Linked DNA regions of Mus musculus: regions 2 and 3 are each linked to region 1. Evidence: chromatin loops called from intact Hi-C (ENCODE). Cell type or tissue: left cerebral cortex. All regions are shown on one strand.

What was found. A loop is a pair of places that touch in the nucleus more often than their neighbours do. Peaks named below come from ENCODE experiments on the same cell type or tissue, not always from the same donor. Only the 100,000 strongest peaks of a DNase experiment are listed, where the experiment ranks them.
Region 2: a loop joins it to region 1, with 2.8 times the contacts of the local background. A loop is called at or near these places in 2 of 42 quality-filtered maps.
Region 3: it touches region 1 in a loop (4-fold over the local background); 2 of 42 quality-filtered maps call a loop at or near these places.

The regions. Positions count from the first base shown.
Region 1 is chr10:83,815,172-83,823,171 of GRCm38, forward strand. No RefSeq gene overlaps it. Among named protein-coding and RNA genes, the nearest start is that of 1500009L16Rik, 96 kb to the left of the region's middle. In left cerebral cortex, a CTCF peak has its summit at 4,651 (motif pointing right); a DNase peak (open chromatin) is centred at 4,671.
Region 2 is chr10:84,361,820-84,369,819 of GRCm38, forward strand. No RefSeq gene overlaps it. Among named protein-coding and RNA genes, the nearest start is that of Gm46201, 30 kb to the left of the region's middle. In left cerebral cortex, no CTCF peak of the experiment used is centred here; no DNase peak of the experiment used is centred here; H3K27ac peaks cover 959 bases.
Region 3 is chr10:84,352,519-84,360,518 of GRCm38, forward strand. No RefSeq gene overlaps it. Among named protein-coding and RNA genes, the nearest start is that of Gm46201, 21 kb to the left of the region's middle. In left cerebral cortex, a CTCF peak has its summit at 3,685 (motif pointing left); DNase peaks (open chromatin) are centred at 2,003, 5,203, 5,694, 6,053 and 1 more place; H3K27ac peaks cover 5,226 bases.

The DNA of each region.
Region 1 (8,000 bases):
AGTTAGAGGTATAAGATCCCAGTCTTTTTTTTTTTTTTTTTTTTTTTTTTAATTTGAGAGAGCTCATTTAGTGAGAAGGAAATATTTATCCTAATCAGAACATCTACCCCAGCGACTTCCCTTAAAGGAAGGATTGAAGCTAGCTGGGTTAGGCTGGGTAGGGGGGATGTGTCGGTAGGGTTAGCTGTAGATTGATAGCAAGTGGTTGAGAGATTGAAAATGAGTACCAGTGTAGGACAGCTGGAGCGGCCTGCAGCTGGCACAGGGTCTGGCAAAGCTGAGCGTGGAGGCCCTGGAGAGGTCCGGTGAGAGGCTGAGGAGGCTGGGGATGCAGGAGATAATGTAGAGGCAGGTCAGGGGACGGTAAGCGGGAGGTTCATTAGCTGAATCAAGAATAGTGGAAATTTCTTCTGGTTGAGATTTCATAACTAATAGGAGCTGAGTTGGAGAGCAGGAGGAGCTTGGAGCCAAGATGAGAAAAAGCCTGGACACTGAGAACCTCTTTCCATTTTCCAGATCGCTGGCAGTAATGATGAAGATTCTTTAAAATGGTAGGATCAAAAGTGCTGTTAGGCGTCCCCTCGGAGTCGTTATCTAACTAGTCACAGGGCCAGACTTGATGGCAAAGGTGGATACATTTGGAGGCCTTTAAGTCAGACCCTAGATTTAGCTGTTTGAGGGTTTCCAGGAGACATCCCAGTGCGGACGGAGCCTGAAGACACAGTTTAAGACAAGGCACCCCCTGGGCGAGTAGAAGCTAGCCACTTGCCCGGTCCAGCGTCCCAAGGACAAATTTTGTAGCCAGAAACGACCATCAGGTCACGTGACCAGGTAGTTATGCTGCGAACTTGGAGTCTGAACTCAGGCCAGCCCCTGAGCTGAGACCAGGAGAACTATTCAACCAGGCCCAAGGTTTTGCAGTAGTGAGAAAAAGAACCAACTCAGAGGAGTGAGGAAAATCTCACCCATGGGAAAATGTCCTAAACTGAGGAGTCAGCAAGGAGGCCAGTCATAAAGACTGTGAATTACTCAGTCTCTGGAACCACTAGACAGTGGCCAGCCACCCCTTGAGACCAGGGACCCTGTATGATGACTAGGGCGGGGAGCTTACCAAATCGCTGGTGTTCGGTTGGAGAGAAGCCAGAAAGTGAGCCTGTGTAACAGACAACTTGTTGAAGGTGATGTTAAGGCCCGTGGGCATAACCCATGTGGCAGTGGGTTCCGTGCCGGCGTGGTGGCGGCAGAACTGCGAAGTCGTCTGGACCTACGTGGTGGGACTGCGAACACCGAGTCTGGCAGTACCAAGGTTAGAAATAAGCATCACAGTCCCGAACAACTCACACCATGCAGCAGGTCTCCCGTGGGAGGCGGCCTCCGGGAGAGCGTGGAAGGAGAGTGGTCTTTTATCTGGGCTGTGATGCATGCGCAAAGTGACGCTGTGGGTGGAGCATGGCGCATATGTGAAGGGACAGACACAGGAGCTACACTGTCGCCTAGAGTTGATGTGTCTTCTTGCTGGGTCCGGGAGTTGGCTGTAAAGATGCCTGATGGATGTGAAGCGGATTCCGGGTGTCCGCGGATGCGCCTGATGCTAACAATCATCCTTGACATGGCTTTGTGGGACACTTCCGTTGCAAGCATGGTTCCTCACTTGTCAGCTCAAAGCATTTTGTGCGAGCCTAACGCCAACCAGTTTATTTAACTCACAGTTTTGGGGATTTAGAATCACGTCACCAACATCTGCTCTGGGATTCTCTTTGATGGCTTAAGACATGGCAGAAAACAGCAAGGAAGGGATCCCTCATGCAGAGAGACCCTAAGAGTGTGAGGTTACTTTGCTGAATAGCTTAGTGTGAGCTTCATTAGTATTCTGGGGTTGAGAGGCCCACCTCATAAAAGTTCTATTACATCTTAGCATTTCCACTGGGGAACACGCCTCTAGCAGAGACAGACATTTTGTGGGACACAGACCCGCAGTGGAAGGGCTACAAAGGTAGCCTCCCTTTCAGCTATTCTGTGTACTTTTCTGACGGTCGCAGCCAGTCTCTCACCCCACTGAACTGAACGTACCTTGGTATGAGCCTGCCGTTTCTCTAAGGACAATCTGAGGTCCTGGGTCAGCAGCTAAGGCCATGGAAGGTATGGTTTTGCCAGTTCTGTGAGGCTCCAGACACCTGCTGTTTGGAGCCACCTGATTGGATGTTCTAGATCAGATTTCAGGGAAACCAAAAGGCCAGCAGGGGTTGTGGCTTTCCTGAAAATGCTGTCCAAGGAAGTCCCCCAGTTGCCTTAGAGAGTGGTCCTTCGTTCTGGCCTCTATGCTTGGTAAAACCAGGAAGTTAGAATTCACCAAGGACTTTTGCAAAATTGAGGACACAATCTCTTGTGATCTATGGCTGTTTGTTGCCTTTATTTTACTTTTTAGTACCCCATGAGGCTAAACATAGTCTCCTCTCTGGTTGGCCTTTGCGGGGAGAATGTATCTTCCAAATAGTTAATGAGCTAATGAGCTCAGCAAGGTTTTAAGGTTTAGTGGTGCACAGGATGACTGACGGATAGCGAACTTACCTCCACTTAAGCCTCCTTTCAGCCCTGTGAGAGAGCCAATTAGATGCTCTGAGTTCTGCCTCTCCAAACCCTTGGCCCTGGCCACAGTGTGAATCTGCAAGGGGTCTTTCTACTGTCCGTGTGGTGGTGCTGGGTTCCTCTTAGATACACAGGCACAGGAATTGTGCATCAGGGAATGGAATTTCAATGAGTCCCTGGAAGTCATTCAAGCCATTATCATTCATTTTTTTTGTCTGCAGTTTATTTATGCACCCTGTGTGCAAGGATCTCCTTAGTGTAGAGCTTGCTCCAGGAAGCACAAAGCCCAAGGAAAGGGGCAGGGATTACACTTGAATGTGTGTGTGCAGTGGGGGGTGTGTAGGCCTTTGCAGAGAGGTGTGAAAAATGTTCCATGAGGGCTTGGCGTGAGAAACTGCCTTCCCCAGACTCCCTATATTGGAGCATCAATGCCAGAGACTCGTCACCATCCCAGTGACCGGTCGTTGGTCCTAGTCATCTTGGTGGAAAAGGATGTTGTGTTGAGCTGCCCTGAGCTGAGACAAGAGAACCAGAAGCTCACGGGCTGGCCTGGCAGAAACAAGAGAGAGCCTGCCTTACCAAGGTAGGAAAGGGGAACAGACTCCTGAAAACTCTCCTCTGATCTTGATTCGTGCACAGTGGCAGATGTGCATGCACACACACTCTCTCACACACATACAAGTACGAAATAATGAGAGAGAGAAAGAATTATAGATTCTCCTTGTTAAACTCCGTGGGGGTCCTTTTAGAGAGATGCAAATCCAGTATCTTTGTTTTGTGCTGCTATAACAGACAACCAGAGGCTGGACAATTTATAAAGAGCAGGTCTCTTTGGCTCAGAACTCTGGGAAAGCCAAGCACACGGTGCTTGGACAAGGCAGAGGTTTCAGATGGCGTGAGGATGTGGGGGAGAGGGACAGAGACAGGAGCTTGGGGACAGGGATGACTTAGCTTTTGATCTGAACCTATTCCTGTGATTACCAATCCACTTCTCTGCTGGAGGTATTACTGTATTCCTGAGGGCCAGGTCCCCAGGCCCTAGTCACCTCATAAAAGTCTTCTCTCTACAGTGGCACTTACATTTCAATGGTAGGGTGTGTGTGTGTGTGTGTGTGTGTGTGTGTGTGTGTGTGTGTGTGTGTGATGCAGGGGACAACACTGAGTTTTGTTCTCCAAGCGGTTTGCATTTAAAGGAAAAAAATATCTTTGTGAGGCACAGTGTCTTCACTAGCTTGGAACAGGCTAGACTGGCTGACCAGTGAGCCCAAAGATACAGCCTGGTTTGTGGCATACCCTCAGATCACAGTGTGGACCTGACATTTGCCCAGGGAGAGAAGGAAGGCAGGAAGCTGCTAGGTAGCTTTGAGAGAGCAGGAGGAAATCCCAGGGGCTGGAGGGAGTTAGGTAGGGGAGGAAGGGAGGAGGGCAGGTTGCTTGCACATGAAGTGAAGGAGTCCTGAGGTCAGCGTGTGCTTTGATATGCTGATAGGCGCCACTGCAATCCATACATCTTGGAACCTACAAAACAAAACAAAACAAAACAAAACAAAACAAAACAAAACAAAACAAAACCTCCCTTTGGGTCTAGAAAGCTTGTGCCCAGTTGCTGGCTGAGTAGCCCCAGGAGGGCAAGGCTTAAGTTTAGGTGCTGCAGAGATTCTGAGGGTGTGGCAGCTGGTTGTCAGTCAACCACACCTTCCCACAAAGCTCTCCCAGGGATATCTCTGCATCTGCATTAACACCGCGGGGCTATTGTTGGAACTGTGGATGGACCCAGAGAGGGCCGCACAGCCAAAAATGAGTCAATTCGCTTCCCCTTCCCCAGTAATTTCGGTTAGCTGGCAGATTAAATATGGAGGATACCTGTCACAGGACAACAGTGTTGGTACGGGGGATTCTGGAGAGAGGTGGCCTGTTTCTGCCAAGACAAGTTACCTAACTTTGCTGGAAGTCAGATTTATCCTCTGAAAAAACAAAAAAGGAGGATACTAACAGTTTTTCACTTCGTGGGTTGTGGGAACGAGATGAGATAATCCATCACAATGGCTATTATGCTCAAAGTGGGCTGCAGGGGGCAGCATCCTCACAGAAATGTAAGGAAACCTGGCGTTCAAAAGTACCGCACAGTGATACAGAGAGGATCAGCAGCATCACCGATATAAAGAACCTTACCGGTGGGTGGGCGCAATTAAGCAATTTCAAGAGAAAGAGCAGAAAATTTCAATCAAAAGACCCATGCGCACTTTACAGTGAGCACGAGAAAACAAGGAAGGCTTCCCTCTAGGAGCGGGACTACCGCGCTGCTGCTTTGGACATGCCTTGGTGAATCCCCGAACACAGCACAGGTTGCAACTAGAGACCAAGTGTCCTGAGAGAAACTGAGAAGGGAAAAGCTTTGGGCTTGCAGGACATGTGGGGCCGGATGCCAGTACAGTCCCTCACTAGATAGAAGACTTTAAACCGCTTGGGTCATGTCAGAGTTGGATGCTGACAACCTTTTACTCAAAAGGTCAGAGCACAGGACCAGCCAGAGACAGGCGGCCATTACTCTTCATCTCATGCCAAATGTCCTAGTGCCCCTTTTGATTTGCCCTGCTTTCCTGAAGGACACTTCCCTAGGTTCTCTGGCTTTTCCCAGAACCTTTAAAGCACCCATCACTACTCTTGAGTATGATTGGGACTCTACCTCCTGGACCCCGTAGGCATATCATTAACCATCACTAAACAAAGTCCCTACAGTTTGCCACATACTATTTTGTTTTACGCTGTTTTCAACACAACCGTTGGAACCCCCAATCTTATTCTTTAGCCCCTTTCTGCTTCTCTCTGGATTTAAAGAATTTCTCACACCACAGATGAAAACAGACCTTCTTTGTCATGGTTAACTGGCAATGCCCTGCACAGATGTGCCAGCGTGAAAGAATTTTAGGGCTGATGGATGGGTGGACTCTGATATTTTTTGTTGTTGTTGTTGTTGTTGAGAAAACATGGTGGAAGTGCCCTCTGTGTAGCTTGCTGTCTGTGGCGGCAAATGGTTCACTAGCGTGGATATCCAACCGTTTCTGAGCTACAGAGGTGAGCATGTAGAATTTCGACAGATGCAACTTGTCCAAGTTCCTCCAGAGTCTGCGCCTACTTATCTTCCCTCCCCTCTTCAAAGTCTCAGGGGTTCCTGGTTGGCCCCTCTAACTTGCAGTGTAGCCGAGGATGACCTTGAATTCCTAATCCTCCTGCCTCCACCTCCCTGAGTGCTAGCATCACAGGTATGCTTAGTTTATTGGGTGCTGGGGGTGGAACCTTGGACTTGGTTCACACTAACTAGACAAGCACTCTGTTGACTGAGTGGCAGACAGCTCAGGGTCTGTGCCGGGGACGGAGGAACTAGAGAAGCATACAGTTTCCAACTCTATTCCTAAGTGTATGTGACTTTGGGCAAGTTCATAACCTCTGGTGACTCAGTTCTCCCAGCACCGATGAGATCACTCTCAGTTCACCTCTCCACGTTGCTGCTAGGCTGAATTCATATTTGTAGAACACTCAGAACAGGTGCTGGGCAGTCGCTGAGCACTAATCCGTTGTTATGTGTCATTGTCTGGGCCGGGATTTGGTGAGCTGAATGTGGGAGAGGCCACAAGATGCCTGGGATGCGAGAAGCCAGACGACAACTTTCATCAGTGGATGATGGCTTTGTTGAGATGAGATGAGTACTTGAACCGATACATATCCAAAGACTTCTTTATGTAGAAATATGATTGTTGTGAGAAGGATGCAAAATTTGTATAAAATTTAAAAAAAAGAACCTTCAAAAATAGAATTTATACCAGATGCACTGACACCCAACCTGCTATCTCAGCATTGACTCAGGCACTGAGGCAGGTGGACTGCTTTGAGTTTCAGCCAGTCTGGTTGTTCCACAAAGCAAGTTTGAAGGCAGCCCAGCCAGACTGCATAACAACATCTTGTGCCCCTACCCCAAGTTGAATGCCCTCCCTCCCTCTTTCCTTTCCTTTCCTTTCCTTTCCTTTCCTTTCCTTTCCTTTCCTTTCCTTTCCTTTCCTTTCCTTTCCTTTCCTTTCCTTTCCTTTCCTTTCCTTTCCCCTTCCCTCCTCCCTTCCCCTTTCCCCTTCCCCCTTCCTCCTTCCCTTCCCCTTCTTCCTTCCCTTCCCTTCCCTTCCCTTCCCTTCCCTTCCCCCTCTTTCTTTCTTCCTTCCTTCCTTCCTTTCTTTCTTTCTTTCTTTCTTTCTTTCTTTCTTTCTTTCTTTCTTTCTTTCTTTCTTTCTTTCTTTCTTTTTCTTTTCTCTCTCTCCTCCTCCTTCCCTCCCTCCCTGCACCCTCCTACCTTTTTCCTTCCTCTCCCTCCCTCTTTTTCTCTCTTTCCCTACACATTTCTTCCATCCTTCCCTCTCTCCCTCTTTTACTTCTTTCTTTTATATTTTTAGTACTGGGGAATGAACTCAAGAACTGTTAGAGAGTACCCAGGGAAGAGATGCTTCAACTCTCCCTCATCCCAGAGGCATGCACTGGCCTTGGATGTTTCTGTTGGGAAAAGGTGAATAATTATGATAATTTATGGTGGTTTCCCTTTGACAAAACAAAGAGGGTTTTGTGAGTCTGGCCCTCTAGAGTCTGGCACTATCAATTGTCCTTAGACACAGAGCACACATGATTCACACAGATAGGTGCTGCAGATGTTTCAGGCCACCAGTGGGCAGGTAGCACACTTGAGGTAAGGTCTCTGTAGTGCTGTGTAGGTAGCAGGGATTTTAAGTAGTGAGATAATCTGAGTTGTTCACCTCTAATCTCGTTGAGCCACTGGGGCAAACTGGGGCCATCAGGGAGGTTTGGATTCCAGATCAGACTGGGATCATCTGGAACTTCCCGGCACCCTCTCTGTCTCTCTGTCTGCTTGCTCCACCTTTCTGCCGGGTCTTAATGGTTTTACATTTGTCTCATTCTTGTTAGGTGGTTTGCCTTTACTGACAGCTTCCTAAGGTACAATAAAGAAGCCACTTAATTTCTTAATAGATGAATTTGGACTCCTTCTTTTCCTCCCTCCCCTCTCCCTGTGTCCTTTCTCCCTCTTCCTCTAGAGAACCCTGGGCTCACTGGGCAAGAGGTTTCCCACTGAGCTACAAATCTAGCCCTAATTTTAAGGTTTGAGACAGTGTTTCTTTATATGGCCCAGGTAGATTTCAAAGCTGTGATCTCCGTGGCTCAGCCTCTCAGGCAGCTGGGATTAATTGTGGGCAGGCCACACCTGGCCTGCTCCTTCCCTGAAGTCCGTTTTCTTCCACTGGAGGATGAGGGCTGTTTCTTTGCCAGGCAACCGCAAATACTAGAAAGTTCATCTTAAACAGGACTGCTGGCTCACATGAGTAGAGATGATCCCATTGTAGACATATGGGGATTCAGGA
Region 2 (8,000 bases), 550 kb after region 1:
AAAAATCCAGATCAAATATAAATAAAAATTAAAAAGTTAGTGCAACACTAATAATAAGTGTTAATGGCTATATTATTACTTAATCCATTCTAAGTAGTATTATTAGAGTAAGAAGGATAATTTATAATATAGATGTTTTTATGTCAACAGGGCAATATGACCATGGTCAGTAATGCACCTAACAAATGAGCTTCAGAATACATAAGGGAAATTCTGATTAAATGAACGTAGAAATGGCCAAGTCTACAGGGATAGGTACTTCAAAAAGGTTTTATATTTTAAAAAGGTACAGTAGACCCAAACAGTGCTATCAACTATCTTGACTTCATTAAGTAGAAGGACCAATCCACAACCACATGAATATTTTCTACTCTACATGGTACATCCACCAAGGTAGACCAGATATTAAGCCTTGAACTAGTTTCCATGAAGCTAGAAGGAACAAAAATAAAATATATGTGTTCTCTGACTATAGTCAAACTGAGTTTAAAAATCACAAATAGAAAGTTATCTGGTGGGGAAAAAAAACACTAAATGTTTTTAAATTAGGCTGTATAACTATAAATAACCCAATAAGCGAGTGTATTAACAAGTTTGGATGATTGAAAATAAAAGCATAGCACAACAAAATTTGTGAAATGCAGTGTTAGCAGTTATTATACCAAAATACACAGCTTTCATTGTTAATGTGTGAAGAGAATAAATGATCAAAAGTCATGGCTTAAGTGTCTAAAACTCTGAGACAACAAAGGGGCAAATGAAACCTAAAGTACATAGGGAAGATAACCAAAATCAGATGATTATCACAGCCCCCCCCCCCAAGAAAACATATAACAGAATTTAAAGACAGATATATCCAACACTTTATTCTTTGAGGAGAATTAAACAAAACTGATGAACTATTAGGAAAACAGACAGGGAAGAGAGAATAAGAAGATATAAAAGTTAAGACTAAAAGAAAAATCATTGCTATGGACCCTATAAAACTTAAACAAAAGATCAATGGGCTATCAGGAACAAAAAGCACACCAAAAACTGGCTAATCTGGATGCCAAGAACTACTTCCTTGAAAAAGATAACTTTCCCAAGGTAACTCAAGAAGTCGAAATCTAGATAACTTTGTGTTGGGTGAAGAAAGTAAACTGCTAATATGAAACTGGTTAATATAAAGGAAACTAACTCCAAGTTCAAGGAGCTTCAGTGTGGTATCCTAGTTATTTATCTCACTGATCAGAACAAAACAACACAAAACCAGAAGCCAGGTAGAAGCAACCTAAGGAAGGAGGGGCTTCTTCTGGCTCAGGGGATACAGCCAATCACGGAAAGGACGGCCATGGCTGGTGTTGGAAGTGCCCCTGCAAGTTGCAGCCACAGTTGGAAAACAAAGGGTGCAGATGCTCCGCTTGCTTCTCTCATTACCCAGTCCAGTTGCAGCTGGGTCTCCCGACTTCAGTAAGCCTAACCTAGAAAAATAGGATGCAGTCATTCTCAAAGGCTAATGTGATCTACAGAATCTCTCACAGGCAAGCCAGGAGGTCTGCCTCCTTTGAGCGTCTCTTAGCAATCAATACTGACTATCATAACTGGTGAGCTATGTCAGATATTTAACGAAGAAATGATAGCTGTCCTACACAAAACTTTCAGATATTAGAAAGGAGGAGACCATGTCCTGACGTATTTTATGACCAATATTTCTTGAATAATAAAAAGAGGTGAAGACATACAAAGAAAGAATGAGAACGGTGGAAAGACAGAAAGAGGAGTTGAGAGAGGGAAGGGGAAAGGAAGAGGGAGGTGAGAACAAGAAGGAAAATTTTCTGTCAAATATTTCAGCCTATCAAAATTCATAAATACAGAAAAAGAACAAATTGCTATGGTTTGGGTGTAAATTATACCAGGAAGGCAAGGTTAGTTTAACATTTAAGAATCAAACGAAGCTGTCACCATATGAAGACAGTCCAAGGAGAAAAAAAAATTACAATTAGCTTAATAAATTCAAGAAAAATACTTGCCAAATTTGAAAACCAATGATAATAATAACAAAACACTGCCCAGCAGTCTAGGGCTAGAAGGGAGCATGCTCAGTCTAACCGAAGGCACAGAGAGCTAACAGGTTTAATAATGAAAGTCTAAATGCTATCCCTTTAGTTCAGACACAGTCGGAGACTTTTGTTTCAATCCCAACATTTTACCAAAGGATTTAGAACCGGTTCTACCACTCTGTTTGCTGCTGTACCTTCTGCACCAGTAACAGCGGAAGAGATGACTATTAACAAAGTGGGGCAAGATGTGTTTCCTATAGAGAGAGTTTCTGATGCCAGAGGCAATAGAGAGCAGTGCTATGAAACATATGGGGTACACCTCGGTGATGAAAACCCAAAAATTACGATGCGGCTATGTCTCTCTATCTGTATCACTCAGAAAAGTAACTTCATATTTGGGGGTGCTAAGGGTTCAACCCAAGGCTCCACACATGGCTAGACAAGTATTCTACAACAATCCTGTACCCCTAACCCATGTGCCTGGCATTTTTGAAAACCAGCGTAGTAGCAGGGGAGGTTCAAACGCATGGCCCAATTTTTAGATTTCCAGAACGTTCTGCACCTGTTTGGTGCTATATTAAGATTGGCTCTGGTGGGAAGACTTTAAGCACAGAAATTGGTAAATGTCGTTGTTCTCCGCAAAGGTTTCTTCTTGACTCATGTTAGGGGGACATAATTTAAACATTCCTGTTTCAATGAAAGCATCTCTCTTTGCCCATGAGGAAATTAAGTCCATAAAGGCTACACAAATGTTTAGGTCACAAACAGTAGACTTGCCATACTTGACTCTTACTTCTGCATCCACATCTATGTTGGATCACATGCCGTGACTTCTTTGAGTTTGAAAGGATAATTCTCAGAGGAGGCACTGGCTCAGAGGATGTGCCCAGTGCCACCAGAGGACACAGGTTGTTCCTTCGAGGTTCATGCTAAGGATGTCACCTAGAGATGACATCCAAGCAAGGTAAAAGCTCAGGGCCGAGAAAAGGCAGAAGTGGTTTGGCAGAAGGGGAGTGGGAAGGGACACGGGGTGGAGGTTCTAGGTGTGACTGTGAGCACTGTGGTTGGCAAGGCGTCTGGAGCAGGATCCTGGGAAATCATCCAGAATGGAAAGCTAAAGGCCAGATGTCAGGTAGAACCCCAGTGATGTGTGACTGCTGGACCCTCAGAAGATGGTTTGGCTCTTTGGTCTGCTCACTCTCGAATCTTCTTTTCTGGGCAGAGCCAATGCAGCCTCGTGAGCATCATGATCCACCATTCTGAGTACCCAAAGTGCCTGAGTGGAGCGTGTGCTTATTGGCTGTTTCTCTAGAAAAGGAACCCATCCCCACGTCTTTACTTCATCATCATGTGTGTCTGAGAAGACAGTTCAGACTGGGCCCACTTCCAAGGGCCCTCTGTACTTCACAGAGATTGAACCCACAACCAGAACCTCTTTGGAGCAAACCAGCTGGCTTGCTCTGAGGTCTGCATCTGGCTTCCAGCTTTGCACACATGCTTTGTCTGGACTCCAAAGACGGATGGCCGAAGCTTCTGGAATGCCCTTGGCATTGCTGAATCAGATGTTTTTCGGCTTCAGTGATTCACAAATTCCAATGTGCAGAACATTCTTGGAGTAGCTTTTTGTTTTTTGTTTTTTTTTTTTTTTTTTTGAAGCCCCCTTTCTTTTGCTGCCTCTAAAGTTCAGCATCCTCCGGGCCCGATTTCATCTGACAGTAAGACCTGACTAGAGAGAATGTCTGTGCTGACTCCACCCCCAGCCCAGGGCTTTGAAGACATTCTTCAGCCTTGATGGCCACATGACGGAAGTTACTTTGCAGCACTTGACTCCAGGCAGGGCTGTGAAGCACACTCAAGCATCTTGAGTTTCTACATGACTCCAGGCAGCTTGTTGTAAGCTCTGGGGCCTCTAGGAAGACTTAAGGGATCTCCTGAGGGCCAGCAACACAGGAAACAACACCTGAAAGCATGTTCACCTGCAAGTGCTGACAGCTGTGGGTTGCACCTGGCCACTAAAGAACTCCTGTCCCCGCTCTGGAGTTCTGAGCAACACAGCAAAGAGGCGAATCCCTCTATCCGATTCCACAAGAGAAGAGTTAGGACATCTGCGTCATCTGATGTTCCCCATCTGCTGAGACTGGATGTTCTAGAACGTAACACCAATGGGGAACTGGGAAGGGTTGTTCTCTTCTTCATATTTGAACAATACACTGACTTTGGCCTGTGTCTTCCTTCCTGATGACACCTATCTGGGTCCCTGCAAGGATCTAACTGTATGTGTGAATAAGGTGGCAAGGAGTCTGAGTTTCAGGATTGTTCTAAGTGACCAACGAAACAAACATTGTCAGCTCAGAAGCCAGGCAGCCAGGCAGCCAGGCAGCCAGGCACACATGTGAGTCCAGCTTCATAGTTTCACAGTTGGGTTAGTTAGGCAAGTCATTGCCTTTTGTTCCCCAAAACAGTTTCTTCCTCTATGATAATGGAGGTAAGGGGACATGAGAAGTGTTTAAAGATGACAGACATAAAGGATGAGACCATAGACTACTTTATGACTTGGCTAATATTATAATTCTTTATCTTTTCCTTGCTAGGAGCTCCTCATAGGAAGCAGAAAAGGTTATAATGGAAGTGTTGCCATGAATTCACCTGACCCATTTTATTCTCTGCCTTTAAATTACGAGCTATTCAAAGACTACTCACGATGGCATGTGGGGCAGGTGGCTGAGCTCTAGCCAATGGGAGGTGGGCTGAGCACATCTATACCATATCCAGGCCTGGTATTTACAGATGCTTACCTCTGTTCTCCCCCTCATCTACATAGTATAAATAAATAAAGAAATCTAGGATGTCAAAGCCATAGAATGCAAGAATCTTAGCTTGGAGATGCATAGAAGAACAACCTCCGAACCTGTGCTGGCCAAAGAGAGAGATCCAATTATATTGAGCCACTGTCCTGTCAGGGGTTGCTTATTACTTTGCCAGACCATAGCTTAACCAGACCAACTCAGAAACAAAACCAAGCAGAGAATGAACCAAGGAACTAGTTGGTCAAGATATAATGAAAGGCCCTAGTCTGAAAGAGATGTGGATGTATTTTCCATGAGTTGCTCCTCCTCTAAGCTTGCATTGAATTACTAGTCCCCAGCCGGTGGCACTATTTGGGTAGCTGGGCCTAGCAATAAGAACTAAGTCAACGGGAGGCATGCTTTTGACGATTATCCCCAATCCCTGCTCCCTTCCTCTCCTCCCTGCTTCCTGTTTGCCAGGAGTCAGCATCCTTTCTGCTATGACTGACTGGAACTCTAAGCTGAAATACACAATTCCCCTCTTAAATTGTCCTGCTGGAGATTAGGCCACCACTGTGGAAGGCAGTGTGCTTTTTCATCAAGAGGAAAGTAATTGTTGGGCTTGTGAAACAAAAATAACTGCTAACTTCTTGCATTAGTTTCAGTTGGAAAAAGACGGCTATGCTGGCATCGGGCAGGTCTAGTAACAGGAAAACCTGAGTGTGTAGTCCACAGTGTTCAGACGTAGAATCACAGCCAATCCATTCCCATCCCCAGAGTGTTGCATGATCCTGTGAATTAAAAACATCTCCTCCATACATTTCAATAAGTGGCAGTCAATTTCTGTAGCAGAACAATATTCTCATTTTAAATTGCACATCACAGCATGTGTCGTGTCTGGGGACCACCTGTTGAAGGATGCAGTCATTTGTAATTAAGGAAATACAAAGTCATAAATGATCACAGCCAGTCCTTGTTAGAATACGGACACACATGTTTAAACAAACACTACACTCCCTGGCCCATGATTGCCCTATGCCAATGGATCAGAAATTGATGCTTTGTTGTTTTTGACAACGCCAGGGCCTTTGCATCATCTACTGCCCTGTCTAGAATAAATCTGAACGCTCACACTTCCGATGGCTAGCTCCTTTAGCTTTGTCTTCTTCTACAAGCATCTATGTAACCCAGAAGAGTGGACATTTCACTGGGGTCACCCTGCCTTTCCTCACTGGTTGGTTTAGGTCACTTCTGCTTCAGCCTCTAAGTCATGGGCATGGCATTCCTTCTCTGTGAGTACAGATTTACATATTTCCTAAAGATTCCACTTCTAAGTAAATTTCAACTTAGTTCCTTTCTCTGCAATGTCTGCCATTTGTGAATGGAGTCGGGGACTGAGACAAGAAGCAAGAATCATCAGGGCAGATGCCCCCTGAGAATGCCCTATTTTAAAACTCCCTGGAGGTCTGGAGTGTATGTAGTACAGCGATTATTAACCAAGAGCTTATGAAGCAGTAGTCTGCATTACCATCCTTCATACTTATCCTGCCCTAGGTACTGCTAAAATATCTCCAGTATGACTTAAAAATAAGTTAAATGAAGAAGAAATGGATAAAAGCCAATGGATATTACTCTATCAAGAAGGGTCTGTTATTTCCCATGGTGTTTCATACTCAGTATTACTTCATTAGAGTTTGTCCTACTCTTTCTTCACAGCTGCCAGAGCTATGCAAGAATGCTATCAATAGAGCCATTGGAGACCAGGGAGATGGCTCGGTTGGTATAATGCTTATCTTACAAACAGAGGACCTAAGTTCAAGGTCCAGAATCCATGTTGGGAAAAAAGGCCAGGTGTTGATGACATGTTTATAATCCCAGAACAGGGGCGGTGCAAGCGGAAGGATCCTGGGTCAGCAGCTTAGTCTAACCAGAGAGCCTCAGGCCAGCAAGAGACCTTTGTCTCAAAAAACTAAGGAAGGTGATGTTTCAAGTATGACATCCAAGATTATCCTCTGGCTTTCATCTAACCATGCAAACATGTTTGTATACACAAGCACACACTTGTGTATACAAGCACACACTAAATAAATAAATAAGAGAGAGAGAGAGAGAGAGAGAGAGAGAGCCATTAGACTTTGAAAAAAATGAGGCCCAAGGAGTGGTAGCAGTTTGAACTGGAATAGAAATTTCTCCATGATAGCATGATTTGAGAGGTGTGGTGGTTTAGTTGAGAATGACCCCCTATAGGCTCATATGTTTGAATCCTTGGTCTCCAGTTTGTGGAACTGTTTGGGAAGGATTAGGATGCACGGCCTGGTTGAGGGAGGTGTGCCAGTGTCTCGAGCTCTACCTGCAACTTTCAGGTCAGGTGTGAGCTCTCAGCTACCACTCCACTGCCATGCCTGCCTTCCCACCGCCACACCCCCTACCGTGACGATCATGGACCCACCCTCTGAAACTGTCATGGAGTCTCCTCACAGCAATAGAATAAGGAAGAGAAGAGGCAGCAGTACACTCTAAATCGGATAGGCTAGAAGCATCCATTCATCCACCTTAGTGATACCCAACACCCAGCCAATTTAGCCAGCGAAGTCCCACCCAGTACAACACAGGATGCGAATACAGTTAAATGCAGCTAATCTTGAATTTTAGGTGATACGTTTTGAAACATATAAACGTGGCCCAAATATGGAGCCGTGGGAATCATGGGGTACACACTAAAAATTACCCTGGTGTTTATCTAGAGCTCAAATTTAACTGGGCATCCTATTTGTTTGTTTGTTTGTTTTTATTGCGTGTTTGTAAACGCAAGTGTGTGGGTGTGTATACAACGTGTAAACTGTTGTTTGCCAAGTGTGATGGTGCTCCTCCTGAGGCTCTTCCTGATCAGAAATGAGGATGGGTTCCTATTTCTCTGCAAAGTCAAGCTTTTCTTCTATGGATCCAGCACTGCTCTTGGGCTCTTGAATGCTCTGGACTCAGATAGGGCTTACTGCCATTTAACATTACGGCCAGGACCCAGGAACTCCTCAGTTTTCCTGATTATTCATCTCTCTTTCCAAGAGCTGTCAGGTGGGGCAAAGGGGTGGTGTCTGCTCATGGAAGACACCATGACAAGACAGGAGTCACCGATGCCACAGGCAGGGCAGTGGCCTTCCCATTAGAAAACTGC
Region 3 (8,000 bases), 540 kb after region 1:
ATAGGTGTGTGGGTTCATTTCTGGGTCTTCAATTCTATTCCATTGGTCTACTTGTCTGTCTCTATACCAGTACCATGCAGTTTTTATCACAATGAAGCAAGAAATCTTATGATGCCACGTTAGTGGAAAGACAATTGCAGACATTTGAAGAGACTTGTCAGTGGATTAAACATGTACATCTCCTCCTGGATGTGCATGACAGAGAAAGTCTCTCTCCCCGTGACTTATGATAATGAAAAATGAGAAAGAAGCAACTAAGTTAAAGGGAACAGAGGCAGTGTGTGGGCTGCATTGTGGCTAAAGTGCAGGGCAAAGTGGACAGACACAGAACCTGATGATAGAATGTAAAGATACGCACTCACACTAGAAACAAATAAGCATCCCTTATAAGATCACCAGTTAAACCTGTTGTATTCTGTAAAAAAAGAAAAAAGAAGCCAGGGATAGGTTTGGTGGAGGTGCAGTATGATGTGGAGGAAGGGGGTGCCTCTGTGGGCCCATGCTGAGGGATATACCCCCCCCCCCGAGGTACCAGCCACAGGACAGTACAATACAGAATAGAGTTTATTTAGGGCATGGGAAGGGGAGTTGAGGTGGTAGTAGAAACAGAGAAAGACAGAGGGAGGAGGGGAGGAAGGGAGAAAGGGGGAAAGGAAGGAGGAAAGGGAAGGAGGAGGAGGGAAAGAAGATAGAGAGAGGAGAGGAGAGGAGGGGAGGGGAGGGGAGGGGAGGGGAGGGAAGGGAAGGGAAGGGAAGGGAAGGGAAGGGAAGAGAAGAGAAGAGAAGAGAAGAGAAGAGAAGAGAAGAGAAGAGAAGAGAAGAGAAGAGAAGAGAAGAGAAGAGAAGAGAAGAGAAGAGAAGAGAAGAGAAGAGAAAAGAGGAGTAGAGGCCGGCCATGAACACATGGAGAGAGAGGAGGCAGGTGAATGGGGAGAGAAGGAACAGAGAAGGAAGAGGTAGGAGAGGAAGAGCAAGAGAATGAGGAGGAGGCAAGCAGCCCTTTTTATAGTGAGTCAGGCACACCTGGCTGTTGCCAGGTAACTGTGGAGCCGATCCTAGATGGAATGCCAACAAAACCTATGCCAAGATACCTATTCTTGCCTGTTAGCTTACTAAAACCTTGACAGTTCTACTCCCCTCAGTGGGCAGACGTGGATAAACATCCGTCTTCCCCATCCCTGAGGGGTGCAAAGGATACAAGCCCTCAGGGTGTGTCCACTACTTCTCTGGCGCTGATAGGAACGATCTACAGCAGGGAGGATTTGCTTTCTGCCCCAGTTTGAGAAAGAAATCAGATGGGTAATAATTAAATAAAATAAATATATGAGTAACTGCTAAGGTTTCACCTAACTCTTTAAGTTTTAAATAAAATCTGAGAAGAGCATAGGCTGAGCTTCTTTTATTCCCAGAACACAGTAGCATCTCTGTTTCTCTAACGGGTGCTCGTTGAATATTCACTAAATAAATGTGTATTCGCTATGGATTGCATTTGATTATTACTAACAGGGACAAACTAATTTTTCTCATCAAGAAAAAATGTAAATAAAACAACAAACAAAAGAGTCTAGTGTTGGGGCGTGCTGGTGCATGCCTGTGATTCCAGCACTTGGGAGACCAAGGCGGGAAGACTGAGTTCTAGTCCAGCCCAAGCTACATTACAGAGTAAAACGTGAAAATCTAAACGAACCAAAAGAAGAGTCTGTCTCTCTCCCTTTAAGAGAAGTCCCCCAAGCTTTAAGATACAGAAAGTGGGCCAAGTCTGGAGTCTAACTGCCAGCATGCATGAAAATTCCCAGCCACATGACCTTGAACTTGCTTGGTCTCTGGCTATGTATCAGTTTCTCCCATGGTAACAGGAGAATAACAATAAATTCCATCTCTTAGGGCCAGTTGTACATCTTAAAAGATGCAAGGTTGCTAGTCAGCTTTATCACCCTCGCAAACAAATAACCTGAGAAAGACGACGTGTGGAGGGGTGTTATTTGTTCCGGTCTCTGAGATATTTCTGTCGGTGGCCATCTGGCTCCCTGGTGAGTCAGAACACCACGGTGGTAAAAGCACATGGCAGAGCATGTTCACCTGATGATGGGAAAAGAGAGGAGGGAGGGAGGGAGGGAGGGAGGGCCACCAAAATGGCATACATTCAATAACCTTATCTATTTAACTAACCCTCATCTCTTGATTCCCATCTTCTTGCAATAACAATGGATTCATCAAAGGCTATTCATTGAAGATTACGTCAGAATGATGGAGTCATTGTGGATTACATCAGAGGCTAAGGACTCCCCAGAGGCCTATCAGCTTTCAACCAAGCCCTAACCTGAGACTGTGGAGATTTGGCATTCAAACTCTCCCATATAGGAACTGGGTTTGGATCAAAGGGTGGCCCCAACGGTGTGTTACCATCCATCCATTCCACTCCAGTCACAATTCATAGCGACAGAAATTGTGAACAATCACATCTGTATTTTATAATGTGTGAAACAATCTCCCTCACACTGTCTCTGTGTTCTGTCCCCTCCAAAATGTCAGTGGTATCCACAACGATACCGGCCTCAGCAGTTAGAGAAGGTCTGGTAGGCCACTCAGTGGGTAAATCACTTGCCACACAAACAGGAAGACTCACCTTTGGGTTCCCAAAGCCCGCAGAAAACTGTTCGGGTCGCATGCATCAATAATCCCGGCCCTCCTATGGGGGGCGGGCGGGGTGGACCAAGTCAGGAGAAGCTCCAGAAGTTCAGGGGCCAGGCAGCCTGGGGTACAAAGCAGAGAACAAGAAGAGGCCATGGCTCAAAGGAAGCAGAAGGCAAGAACCAACATCTATGGTTGTCCTCTGCCTTCCTCAATAGTCATGTCATAGCGTGCACTCACACATGCATACACACAAACAAGCATCATATGTGTCAGTTGCCCACCAGAGAGTACATGTGCAACCATCTGCGTGTGTTTAATCCTGTACTCTACTGCATAGCCTTAGGTGCGGGCAGCAAAATATTTACATGTTGAACATTTTCTGTGTTTGGATAGTGAATGTCTGTGTGAAACCTGTAACCTGTACATTATCATACAAAATATACACTTCTAGCTCACATTCACATACTGCTTCTACCGAGGCTTATTGCCCAGATACTCTGTGATTGGGTTTTCCTTAATACAGTTTGACCCTCCCTTTGCCTCGTGACTCCCCTCTCCTCTCCTCTCCTCTCCTCTCCTCTCCTCTCCTCTCCTCTCCTCTCCTCTCCTCTCCTCTCCTCTCCTCTCCTCTCCTCTCCTCTCCTCTCCTTGCTCGTATTAGATTGTCTCTGGAAGTTTGATTCAGGGATAAGTTCCAAACTGGGATGTATTTTGCTCTTTCTCTCATGCCCAGCTCAGAGCTGGGAAAAGCCATGATATGAGAAGGGAGATGAATCAAGGATGCTAAATGAGCAGAGAACCAAGTGAACCAGCTAGGTCCTGATTCACCCATAGCTGGGATGGGTGTCTTGTGTATCCAAGTAGCATCCTAGGCAGGCAAAACCACATCTCATTTTCTTTACATTTCTTTTCTGCATAGGTAATTAAAAGTTGCTTCATGGACTGGAGAGATGGCTCAGTGGTTAAGAGCACTGATTGCTCTTCCAGAGGTCCTGAGTTCAATTCCTAGGAACCACATATGGCTCACAACCATCTATAATGGGATCTGATGCCCCCTTCTGGTATGTCTGAAGAGAGCTACAGTGTACACATATAAATCAAATAAATAAATCTTTTTTGAAAAAAAAAAGTTGTTTTAAGTTGCTTGCAATTGAGGGCCATGCTGGGTGCAGCAGTTTGACAATCACATTTGAGCTAGCAAGTCAACTGAGGTTCTGATGACTAAATTCTATCCCAATAACCCACAGTGGGAGGAGAAAACTAAGACTCAAAAACTGTTCTCTGACCCTCACATGTGTGCTATCATGAGCACATACACACACACACACACACACACACACACACACACCTGTCCACATATACTTGCTACACACACATATGCAGGCATGCATATACATATACAGGTGCACATATACCCTCACACACATATGCATGCATACTTGATACCTCACAGTTCTGTAGTTCACAAATCTAACCCAATATGACAAAATCCTCTGTTCGCCATCTCTTAAGGCTAAAGTCAACGTGTAAGAACAGCTTACTCTAATTTGCCTCGTATTTGCTATGATAAACACCATGAACTAAAGCAGCTTGGGAAGAGAAAGTTTATTTCATTTTACGACTTACAGTCCATTGGGGAAGGAACACAGGTTGAGAACCTGGAAACAGGAACAGAAGCAGGGGCCATGGAGTAGTGTTGTTTACTGGTGTGCTCCCCATGGCTTGCTCAGCTGCCTTTAAGATACAACCCAGAACCACTTGGGCAGTGGACTAAACATCCCCATATCAACAGTCAAGAAAATACCTCTACAGACTTCCCACAGGTCAGTCTGATGGATGTAATTCATTCCCCAGACTAAGCAACATGCAGCTACATTCAAGATGCCTAGGACTGGTGGACCACAAGTGTGTGATTATCGTGGTGTTCCTAGAGGAGACTGATGGATGCCAGTGTCTGGGAGTAGACAAGACCAGCCCTGAACAGGGACAAAAAGCAACTTAAGGAAGGAAGAGCTTATCCTGAGTCAAGGATTGAGGGTATAGTCCGTCATAATGGGGAAGACATAGCAGTAAGTAGAAGGAAGCCAGTCACACTGTGACCATGATCAGAAAGCAGAGAGAGATGAATGCTGGTGCTCAGCTCCCTGGCTCCCTTTTTCCTTTTCGTTCAGTTCAGAAGTTCAGCCTACAGGACGGTGCCACCCACCCTCAGTCTTTCCTCTGTAGTTGAACCTTTCTGGAGTATCCTCACTCACATCCTAAGAGGTGGGTCTCCTAGGTGACTCCTACTAGAGTCAGGTTGACAGTGAAAATAATCATTACAAATGGAAGCGGCTGGAGACTTTGACTGGCTGTAAATGAGTCACCACTTTACTTCCCAAAGACATTCCAAAATGATTTGACTTTCCTCCCGTTGCTAAGTCTGGTGGTATTGCCTAGTAGATCTACCAGAATGTGCCAGAGGAAGGAGAGGAGAGACACGGCACAGAGGAAACTTAACTTGGAGAGTCTTTGATCTCAAGTGGCAGGCGCTGTGAGAGTAAAGGGGGTGCTGGGAGATACAGGGAAGATGGCCAGAGATGGAGGGAGGGAATGGAAGTGAGGCCAGGAGCAAGGTTGGCTCCTCCCAGATGTCCATTCCTAGCATTTGGTACAAACCAGGAGAATGAGAAACCGAAGAGGAGAAATAGGTATGCTGGGTGGGAAGAGAGAGATTGGACGCCTGAAGATCATTGGCACATAGGTTCATCCCTGTACCCAGCAGAGCAGAAGAGGGAATTTGAGAAAATGGAAGCTTTAGTTAAAAAGGAAAGGAAGGAGAGAGGAGGAGGAGGTCACAGAGTAGAAAGTACCCACAGGGAGCAAATATGAGGAGGGGCATCCCTACTGACAGCCTGCAATGGGAGCAGAGTCTGGCTGCCTCTGTACCAAGCACGTGATCCCATGCTCCCATCTGCCTTATAATTGTCCTGCCCAGCTTCAGCTTCCAAGGCACAGGCTGGATGCATCCTTGTGAGTCTGCAGCCCTGCACAGGCCTGCTGTCCTCATTTTGCAGGGAGAAAGCATCTTGGTGATATTATGAGACTCCAGATGGCACTCTGGGCTTCCTGCCCACATGCCTTATGCTTCCTCAACCCAAGAACGGTACCACCACCTGGGGTCTTCTTTATTTCTTCCCAACACAGCCCAACACAGCCATTCTCTTCCTCTTCATCAGCACACACTTCCTCTCCCTCCTCAGACCTCTGTCCTAGAATATCTTGCAAAGATCACAGGTTGTGGAACTCCATAGACCTAGGCTAGTTATTTGGCTTTTCTGAATGTTCCAAATACTTCATTACATGCAGAGTGCAAGATGTAATAGCCTAATTCAGCACTTGGCACGAAGTAAAAGCCACATTGACATTAGTCTGGGCACACAGACCTGCAGACATCTTTTCAGAATCTAACAAATCTGTCCAAAGTTGGGGGAGGCGGGTACAATGTCAGTCAAAAGGAGAGAGCTGCTATCTGGTCTTGCCACTTCATTGTGTGATTTTAGGCTAGTTAGTCTTGTGACTTTTTGAGCCCTGGTTACCTCATCTATAAAAATGAGGCTACAAGTTGAATATCCCTTATTCAAACTGCTGAAGACCAGAAATATTTTGGATTGTAGACTTTTCCAGAATTTTTTTTAATATTTCATAAACATAGTGAGCTCTCTTTGGGGAAGGACACAAATCAGCACATGGGCTCATCACACGCAGCCTGAAAATAAGCTTATATGTGATTGCCTAGTCTCCAGGGAAAGCATGCCGCGTGAGCCTTCTTGATAAACCTTGCCCAAGTTGTGTTCCCAAGTGTCATGTCTTTGTTCATGATGTTCTGGTCTTAAACTTGGCCTTCCCTAATATGCTCAACATGTGACTTTCATCCGATTCAGATCCTTTGAATGTCTTTCCTATGTTAAAAAAAGTCCTCATCTTAAGATGTCTACTATAAGGTGGAGGTTACTATGGAAACCCTGTCCTAGGAGTACAGACATGTGCCCAAATCTACTCCAATTAGATAAACCCTAGCCTAACTTGACACGAGTTCAGATCCTATATTAAGATCCATTCTAGGAATGTCAGTTTTCAGTGTCAACCCTGACAAATGTACATTATCAATGTTCAGTCCTTAGTCACATGTTGGCAGTGCATGGAACAAAGACTGTGACCACTAGTGCCAGCTGCGAGGTCTCTACCTAATCAATTCTATAGCTGGGTTTTGGCTCCATACATGGAATCTCAATGACTAGTCCTGCTGCAAGACTCTGTGTTTATAATGAGCCTTAATAAGGTTCATCTCTGTTGAAAGAACCTGAAATTTTTCTCCCAGTATTTGGAGCTAAGAACTTCAACTATGAAGTGATGTCCCTCTTGCACCATGAACAGGATGAGAGTAGAAGCCAATCTTGCCTTAGTCAACACTGAGTTTCATTGTCTTAATCTCATATGTTCAGGAGCCGGGTCAGTTAGGAATCTTCTGTTGCAAGAAGACAGATGGCCAAATCCAACAAACAGAATCCAGAAGCCTTGGTGCTTGCTTTAAGGATGGATGGACTCAGAGATACAATGAGGTTGTATTATACACTGCCCTCCAGCCTTATGTTCAACTCACTCTCTCTTGACTCTCATTCAACTCATCACTTTTGGCTCTCAAGAATAAAATCTGCCACCAGAAGTGTTTCTAGGTTGACTTCATTTTCATAGAAATTTAGAGAAAAGAAAAAGGAAAGAAGGAAGGAAGGCACAAGGCCAAGGAGAAAGGAGGGAGAGAGAGGAAAGAGGGATGACCACTGTAAATCTCTCCAGCACCCCTACTTCAGTCAAATATCATCAATCAACCATGTTTGGGTCTCGGCATTAGTGAACTCTTAAGCCAATTGTGAATCCAAGAGAAGGAGAAATTCAAGTGGGAAGAACGATGAAGGCTGTGATAAAGTCACGTGGTAGGTGATGTACCCCCCTGACCCGTGACCCCTGACCTCAGGCATCACATTGTATTGGGAAGAACCATATAGCCATGGATATGACACATAACTGCAAGAAAAAAATATTTTAAAAAGAAAGGAACATCTCCATCACCACAGAGCTAAAAGAGGGCATAATATAAATGCAATATATCTATATAAATATAAAAATGAAGTCTACCTACCTGCCTGTCTCTTATACTCACATTCAGATATATCAGGATGAGGTATGAAATAGGTCTTGGGAGCTTAACCAAAGAATGGCCATGAGCATGCATCGAAGCAACGCTCAAAGGAAAGAGATAAAGTTCCTCGTTGCACCCAGAGGAAACGAGAAACCATTAACTGAGGTGTCAATTTCCTCATTACTCC